Regions from separate parts of the Homo sapiens genome. Here region 2 is linked to region 1. Evidence: read pairs that join two places in POLR2A ChIA-PET (ENCODE). Cell type or tissue: GM12878. All regions are shown on one strand.

The links. ChIA-PET counts read pairs that join two places held together with the same protein. Peaks named below come from ENCODE experiments on the same cell type or tissue, not always from the same donor. Only the 100,000 strongest peaks of a DNase experiment are listed, where the experiment ranks them.
Region 2: POLR2A ChIA-PET joins it to region 1 with 5 read pairs; 2 of 35 experiments call an interaction of 5 or more read pairs at or near these places.

Annotation. Positions count from the first base shown.
Region 1 is chr5:139,395,412-139,399,411 of GRCh38, reverse strand. SPATA24 (spermatogenesis associated 24) reads left to right here. Exons shown (of 6, transcript NM_194296.2): 5 at 2,269-2,371; 6 at 2,483-2,645. The coding sequence ends at 2,612. Among named protein-coding and RNA genes, the nearest start is that of PROB1, 2.3 kb to the right of the region's middle. RefSeq lists an enhancer at 1-20. In GM12878, a CTCF peak has its summit at 3,306 (motif pointing right); no DNase peak of the experiment used is centred here; H3K4me3 peaks cover 605 bases; H3K27ac peaks cover 2,183 bases.
Region 2 is chr5:139,701,384-139,705,383 of GRCh38, reverse strand. No RefSeq gene overlaps it. Among named protein-coding and RNA genes, the nearest start is that of PSD2-AS1, 43 kb to the left of the region's middle. RefSeq lists an enhancer at 3,350-4,000. In GM12878, no CTCF peak of the experiment used is centred here; no DNase peak of the experiment used is centred here; H3K27me3 peaks cover 148 bases.

The sequences.
Region 1 (4,000 bases):
TCTTCTCTTTTGAAATCTTAAATGCTTAGACATTTCTGTATTTTCAGAGTTTGTGTTCTAGTTAATTCTTGTCCAACCTTTTTTTTTTTTTTTTTGAGATGGAGTCTTGCTCTGCCGCCCAGGCTGGAGTGCGGTGTCGAGATCTCGGCTCACTGCAAGCTCCGCCTCTCAGGTTCACGTCATCTTCCTGCCTCAGCCTCCCAGGTAGCTGGGACTATAGGTGCCCGCCACCACACCTGGCTAATTTTTTGTATTTTTAGTAGAGACAAGGTTTCACCGTGTTAGCCAGGATGGTCTCCATCTCCTGACTTTGTGATCCACCCACCTTGGCCTCCCAAAGTGCTGGGATTACAGGCGTGAGCCACCACGCCTGGCCTTTTTTTTTTTTGAAGCGGAATCTCGCTCTGTCACCCAGGCTGAAGTGCAATGGCACGATCTCGGCTCACTGCAACCTCCGTCTCCTGGGTTCAAGCAATTCTTCTGCCACAGCCTCCAAAGTAGCTGGGATTACAGGCATGTGCCACCACACCCAGCTAATTTTTGTATTTTTAGTAGAGACGGGGTTTTACCATGTTGGCCAGGCTGGTCTCAAACTCCTGACCTCAGGTGATCCACCCGCCTTGGCCTCCCAAAGTGCTGGGATTACAGGCATGAGCCACTGTGCCTGGCCCCTTGTCCAACCTTTGAAGACAGTAGGATTTTCTTTCTGTAGGAATCAGAATTTTCCAAGGTGCCATGTGGGGCAGTTATGTAAATGAAGCACCCCCAGATCCCTACAGCCTCCTTGGATTTTGATCCAACACAGAAAAATTATCATTTATTTATTTATTTATTATTTAGAGACAGGGTCTTGCTCTGTCACCCAGGCTGGAGTGCAGGGGCACAGTCATAGCTCATTGCAGCCCCCAACTCCTGAGCTCAAGTGATCCTCTTGCCTCAGCAAGTAGCCAGGACTATAGGCATGTTCCAACACCATGCCCAGCTAGTTTTTTGTTTTTTTTTTTTTTAGTTTTGTAGAGGCGAGGTCTCACTATGTTGCCCAGACTGGTCTCTTACTCCTGGGCTCAAGCCATCCTCCTGCCTCAGAAAGTCATCTTTGCCTCAAATGTACGATTAATTTGGGGGTAGGCTTTGCCACCACTATCTCACTGGGTCCTCCCCAGACCACTGTGGGATAGGGCTGTCTCTTTCCCCATCTTTGAAATGAGGAAACAGGTCTGAAAATCGAGGCAACTCCCATCTTCTCCCACCACCCCTGAAGCCCTAGCACAAGGCTGGGCATCCAGCCAGCCCTCGGGAAGTTTGTTTGGACTGGGATGACTGAACTAGGTCTTTTTTCTGAGTCCTAAACCCCCAGGGACATCCCGTTCATTCGGTCTGCAAATATACTTTTTGTATACCTACTATGTGCCAGGTGCTGTTTTAGGCCTTAGGGATAAAGCCGTGAATAAAACAAAGATCCTTGTCCTTGTGGACCTTACATCCCAGCAGCGGAGAAGACAGATGAGTAAAGTATATGGTATGTTAGGTAAAAGTGTTAAGAAAAATAAAGCAGGATGTTGGGCATGGTGGCTCACGCCTGTAATCCCAGCATTTTGGGAGGCTGAGGTGGGTGGATCACCTGAGGTCAGAAGTTCGAGACCAGCCTGGCCAACATGGTGAAACCCCATCTCTACTAAAAATACAAAAATTAGCTGGGCGTGGTGGCAGGCGCCTGTAATCCCAGCTACTCGGGAGGCTGAGGCAGGAGAATTGCTTGAACTCAGGAGGTGGAGGTTGCAGTGAGCCAAGATCATGCCACTGCACTCCAGCCTGGCGACAGAGCAAGACTCAGTCTCAAATACAAAAAAAAAAAAAAGAGAAAGCAGGAAGAGGGAACAGGAAGTACTGGGAAATGTAATTTTTTGATGAGGGAGAGTTTCTCCAAGGAGGCAACATCTGTAAAGACCTGCAGGAGTTGAGGGCAGGCGCCATTCATCTTCCAGCCTTTGGTCAGGCCTGCCCACTTCTCTCCAAGGACCTTCTCCTGCCCTCATGTGGGTCCTCTGGTCCAGAATAGACTTGTGAAGTCATTGACAACAATCCTCAAACACTGCACTCCCCCAAGACTGCATAATAAACTCATTCATACTAAGGTATTAGCAGTTCTTCATGGAGAACTCTTGGGTGGGGAGCCAAGCTCTGAAAAGCCCCGTGAGGGAATGCCTTATCTCAGGAAGGAGCCCTGGGATGGGAACCACCCCTCCTCCCTGCCTCTCTCCCCCACAGAGATTGAGTCTCACATTATAAAGCAAGAAGATATACTTAATGGCAAAGAGAATGAGATTAAAGAGTTGCAGCAAGTTATCAGCCAGCAGAAACAGATCTTCAGGTGAGGGGTCTGGGCCCGGCTGGGGGTTGTTGATGACACTGGGGAGCCAGACCTCTGGCCCCTACCTACCCTTGGCTGTCCACAGCCCACCACCAGCCGGCTCCGTTGCAGGAATCACATGTCTGACTTCCGGATCCAGAAGCAGCAGGAGAGCTACATGGCCCAGGTGCTGGACCAGAAGCATAAGAAAGCCTCAGGGACACGTCAGGCCCGCAGCCACCAGCATCCCAGGGAAAAATAAAATGGCCGCCGCTTTCCTGTTCTCTGGCTGTAATCCCCAGCCTCTGCCTTCTCTGCTCTGGGAGTCCCCAGCCTCTAGCCCCTGCTACTTCCCTCCCTCTTGGATAGTGGTAGGGGTCCACAAGGTGGGGGCTTGTAGCCTAGGGGAGGAGCTGGGTCTTTGTTGTCTGGTAGGCACCACCGCTTCCTTTGGGTATTTAATCCCTTCCTATATAAACAGCCCTGGTTACCCAGTAATATTCCACCCCACTCCCAGTGTCCTGGTAAATTTAACTTCCCAACTTGACTACAGGGCCGGAAGCCCTGACCAGAAACTTCAAAGACAGTGGGTTCCAGAACCACAAGGAATTTGGGAAGTCAGTTTCCATCACATGACAATAATGTTATACCTGCAAATTGCATTTGCACCTGCTGACACCTCCCCCAAACGGGAGCTTCACAATGGGAGGAAGAGAAAAGACAATGCTGTGTGTGGTTTTAAGGTGGAGAAACAATCTGGGAAGGGACCTCAATTTGCACAAGTTGCACAGGCAGGGCTGGATGGGATGGAGCAGCAACATTTTTTCAGAAGCCATCACCGAGTGCCCCCTAGGTGATCATGGGGACACACCCAGGCAGAGGACCCACTTCAGGGGTCAGATTAGCCCAGTGTAGCCTGTCCTGGGTCGGTTTGAGGCCAAGTGCACAGGAGGGGGCAGTGCTCTTGCTCCAGGGCCAGCTGGGGCCTGAGTCATAGCAGGACCTTGAAGCCAGAAGTTTAAGGGCAAGTGGTGCCCACAGTTGTAAGACAATGACAGGTGGTGGTTGCCTCCCCACCAGCGCCTGTCCCCAGGGCAGGTCCTAAGGCTGTGGGGGCTGAAGTTAGGGCCTTGTGAATACCTGGGGGAGCACAGGGCTGTTCTGGCCGCAGGGGCCTTTGGAGCTGGGACCACAAGCTACTTCGAAGCTTCCTGTAGGACCCCACATCGGTATCCAGGGCCTGTTCTAGGTGCTGAGGCAGACTGAAAGCTAGAGCTGTCCACTCCAGCTCCTTCCAATAGGTCCCACCGAGGGCAGTGGGTCCAGCCAGTGGTAGTACCTTCCTGAGGCCCTGAGGAGTCAGGGAAGCCTCTAGCGGTGCTCCTCACTCTACTGAAGGGGATCAGGAAGAGTGTAACTGGGGTCAAGAAAGGTGGTGTGTGCACCCTTAAGAGCTCTAGCTGAGGCCAGCAATGGCAATGGGGGTCCCCTGCAGTGATGCTAAGGCACCCGGGGCTGAGGGGAAGATGAAATTGCTGGCCCTACCTGAGTCTCCTGGCCTGAAGGTCTGGTTCACCCGCTCACAGCCTGAACTGCACACAGCAGTGCCTGACTTCAGGCGGATCCCTGCTGGGCTTCAGTTTCCTCACC
Region 2 (4,000 bases), 310 kb before region 1:
ATGAGTGCCTTGGGGTCTAATTGGCCATGAGATGTCTGCAGTTGAGGACTGTGGTTAGCAGCAGCATCTTGCAGCCCACACATCCCCTGTCGCTATGTCAGATGGAGATTTCAGGCTTGGAGGCACCCAGTGGGTACCTGAGTAAGAACCAGAGACCCAGGAACTCAGAATGCTGGGTTCACCTGGGGTCCATAGATAAGGGGAGGCAACAGGATACTTACTGAGTGGCTTTGGGCCAGCCATGTGATGGGTGCTGAGGGTGGCACAGGGTGCTGACAGCCTGGCAGGGATCCTCAGACCTGAAGACAACCACTGCACAAACACTAACCTGAGAGCCCTTCCTGGAGGAGGCAGCACAGGTGTTGGGCTTCAATGGATGGGTTAGAGGGCCAGCATGGTGGCTCACACTTGCAATCCCAGTGCTTTGGGAGAGCGAGGTGGGACGATCACCTGAGGCCAGGAGTTCAAGACCAGCCTGGGCAACACAGTGAGACCCAAGGCCTGAGACCTTGTTTCTACAAATAATTTTTAAAAAACACACACAGGCCAGGCACAGTGGCTCGCACCTGTAATCCCAGCACTTTGGGAGGTCGAGACAGGAGGATCACTGGAGCCCAGGAGTTCAAGACCAGCCTGGACAACAAGGCAAAAGCCCATCTCTACAAAAAATATAAAAATTGGCTGGGCGCGATGGCTCATGCCTGTGATCCCAGAACTTTGGGAGGCTGAGGTGGGAGGATCACGAGGTCAGGAGATAGAGACCATCCTGGCTAACACGGTGAAACCTCATCTCTACTAAAAATACAAAAAATTAGCCGAGTGTGGTGGCAGGCGCCTATAGCCCCAGCCACTCGGGAGGCTGAGGCTGGAGAATGGTGTGAACCCAGGAGGCAGAGCTTGCAGTGAGCTGAGATCGCGCCACTGCACTCCAGCCTGAATGACAGAGCGAGACTCCGTCTCAAAAAAAAAAAAAAAAAAATTAGGTGGGTGTGGTGGCATGCATCTGTGGTCCCAGCTACTTGGGAGGCCGAGGTGCGAGGATGGATTGAGCCTGGAAGGTCGAGGTTGCAGTAAACCCTGATTATGCCACTGTACTCCAGCCTGGGTGACAGAGTGAGACCCTGTCTCACAAATAAATAAATAAATAAATACACACAAAGGATGGGTGGAAAAAGTGACAAGACATGACTGAAAGCACAGTGGGCAGGGACTTCTCCAGGGTGTCAAGGACCACGGCAGTAGAAGAGAAGAGAAAAGGCAGCAAGGCTGGGTTGTGAGAGGCTCTGAATGCCAGGGCCAGGAGGCAGGAGTTTGACAGGCAGGAGGGGGAATGAAAGGTAGATGCAGACTGGAGAGGGAGATGGAGATTCCCCCTGCTTGCCCCTACACTTGCATCCTTACCTCTGCCCTGGCAGGCAAAATGCCAGGCCTGCATGGAGGTCCCCAGCGCACCATCAGCTCCATCTACCATCTACACACAGCACACTGGGTCTTGTCCCCAGGCCCTGGAGCAGTTCCTCTGCTGCCCTCAGTTGAGTTCCCAGAGGAAGCTTCTACCATGGAGTGGACTCTCCTGGGCCCTGGGTCTTCTCCTTGTGTGCGTCCTCCTCACCAGCCTGAGCTCAGCTGAGTGGCCATGCTGGCAGAGACCCTCACAATCATTCCCACAGCCCTTACAGCTCTGGGGTCACACAGTCTCAGGCTTCAGTCCAGTTACGATAACTTAAAGTCACATAATCTCCTCAAACCTCAGTTTCCTCACCTCAAAATGGACATAATACCAAGTTTATTTTTTTCCTTTTTTTGAGACGGAGTCTCGCTCTGTCGCCCAGGCTGGAGTGCAGTGGCGCGATCTCGGCTCACTGCAACTTCTGATTCCCTGGTTCAAGCGATTCTCCTGCCTAAGCCTCCCGAGTAGCTGGGATTACAGGCACGCGCCACCAAGCCCAACTAATTTTTGTATTTTTAGTAGAGACGGAGTTTCACCATGTTGGCCAGGATGGTCTCGATCTCCTGACCTCGTGATCCACCTGCCTTGGCCTCCCAAAGTGCTGTGATTACAGGTGTGAGCCACTGCACCCAGCCTTTTTTTTTTTTTTTTTTTTTTGAGATGGAGTTTTGCTCTTGTTGCCCAGGCTGGAGTATGCAGTGGTGCGACCTCAGCTCCCTGCAACCTCCGCCTCCCAGTTTCAAGCAATTCTGCCTCAGCCTCCCAAGTAGCTGGGATTACAGGCGCCTGCCACCATACCCAACTAGTTTTTGTAGTTTTAGTAGAGACAGGGTTTCACAATGTTGGCCAGGCTGGTCTCGAACTCCTGACCTTGTGATCTACCTGCCTTGGCCTCTCAAAGTGCTGGGATTACAAGCGTGAGCCACTGTGCCTGGCCTGTGCCTGGCATTCTTTCAGGCACTGGGGCTTCAGCAGTAAATTGCACAGACAAGGTCCCTGTTCTCATTGGTTTCCATTCTAGAGGGGGAAAATGAATGTAAAAATGAAGTCGTTTCACATTATGGCAAATGCTGTGAAATTATAAATAGGATAAGGTAACAGGGGGACATAACAGAGTAACTGGAGGTGGAAGAGTGATTTTAATTGTTTTGTTTTGTTTTGTTTTGTTTTTTTGAGATGGAGTCTTGCTCTGTTGTCCAGGCTGGAGTGTAATGTCAGGATCCTGGCTCACTACAACCTCTGCCTCCCAGGTTCAAGCAATTCTCCTGCCTCTGCCTCCGGCATAGCTGGGATTACAGGCACCCGCCACAAGGACTGGCTAATTTTTGTATTTTATTAGAGACAGGGTTTTCCCATGTTGGCTAGGCTGGTCTCAAACTCCTGACCTCAAGTGATCCACCTGCCTTGGCCTCCAAAAATGCTGGGATTAAAGGTGTGAGCCACCGCACCCGGCCAAGAGAGTGATTTTGGATAAGGTGGTCAGGGACTTTGTCTCTGAGGTGTCATTTGAGCTGAGACCTGAAGAATGCAGAGCCAACCATGCTAAGAGGTAGGCAAAGGGTGTTCCACAGAGCAGAAACAGCAAGTGCAAAGATCCTGAGGCAGGAAGAGCTTGCTCTGTGGGGAGGCTGGAGTGGCTGGAGCAGAAGGAGCAGGGAGGAAAGAGGCATGGCTACTGGGGGTCCTCAAGGACCTTGGGAGAAGTCTGGCTTGAATTCCAAGGGCTGTAGAAAACCATCAGAGGTGCTGGGTGCGGTGGCTCATGCCTGTAATCCCAGCACTTTGGGAGGCTGAGGCGGGTGGATCACCTGAGGTGGGGAGTTTGAGACCAGCCTGACCAACATGGAGAAACCCTGTCTCTACTAAAAATACAAAAGTAGCTGGGCGTGGTGACGCATGCCTGTAATCCCAGCTACTCAGGAGGCTGAGGCAGGAGAATCGCTCGAACCCGGAAGGCAGAGGTTGCAGGAAGCCGGGATCAAGCCATTGCACTCCAGCCTGGGCAACAAGAGCGAAACTCCGTCTCAAAAAAAAAACAAAAAACAAACAAACAAACAAAAAAACAAAAAAAAAAAAATCAGAGGTTTTCATCAGGTGTGCTTGATTTACACGGTAATTGCTCATTAAAGGCTTGCTGTTATCACTATGAATGATAATATGAAGCCCAGAGAGGAACAGCAATGCCCAAGGTCACAAAGTTCCCATCCCACAGTCCCTTCCTCCTTTCTCCCTCCCCTAAGTAGCCATGTGGATCAGCCCCAAGCTGGTGGGTAGGAGGTGAGGGTGGCTTCCCCTCTCATTCCCTCTCCTTCCCTCCGGCCATTTCCCGTGCTCCTGGTGCCCGCGCCCCAATTAGCCGGCAAGGCTGACGGCCTCAGCTTCGAATGACAGACACCTCCTGTCACCCCCTGACGGGCAAGGAGATTAACTCAGAGCAGCGCCAGCTCGAAGGGACGACAGGAAGGGGCGGAAGGGGGAGGGGACGACCAGACCTCCCCCGACCAAGGTCCCCTAGCGCCTTGGAAGGAAGTGTGTGAGGGTGGAGGGGGT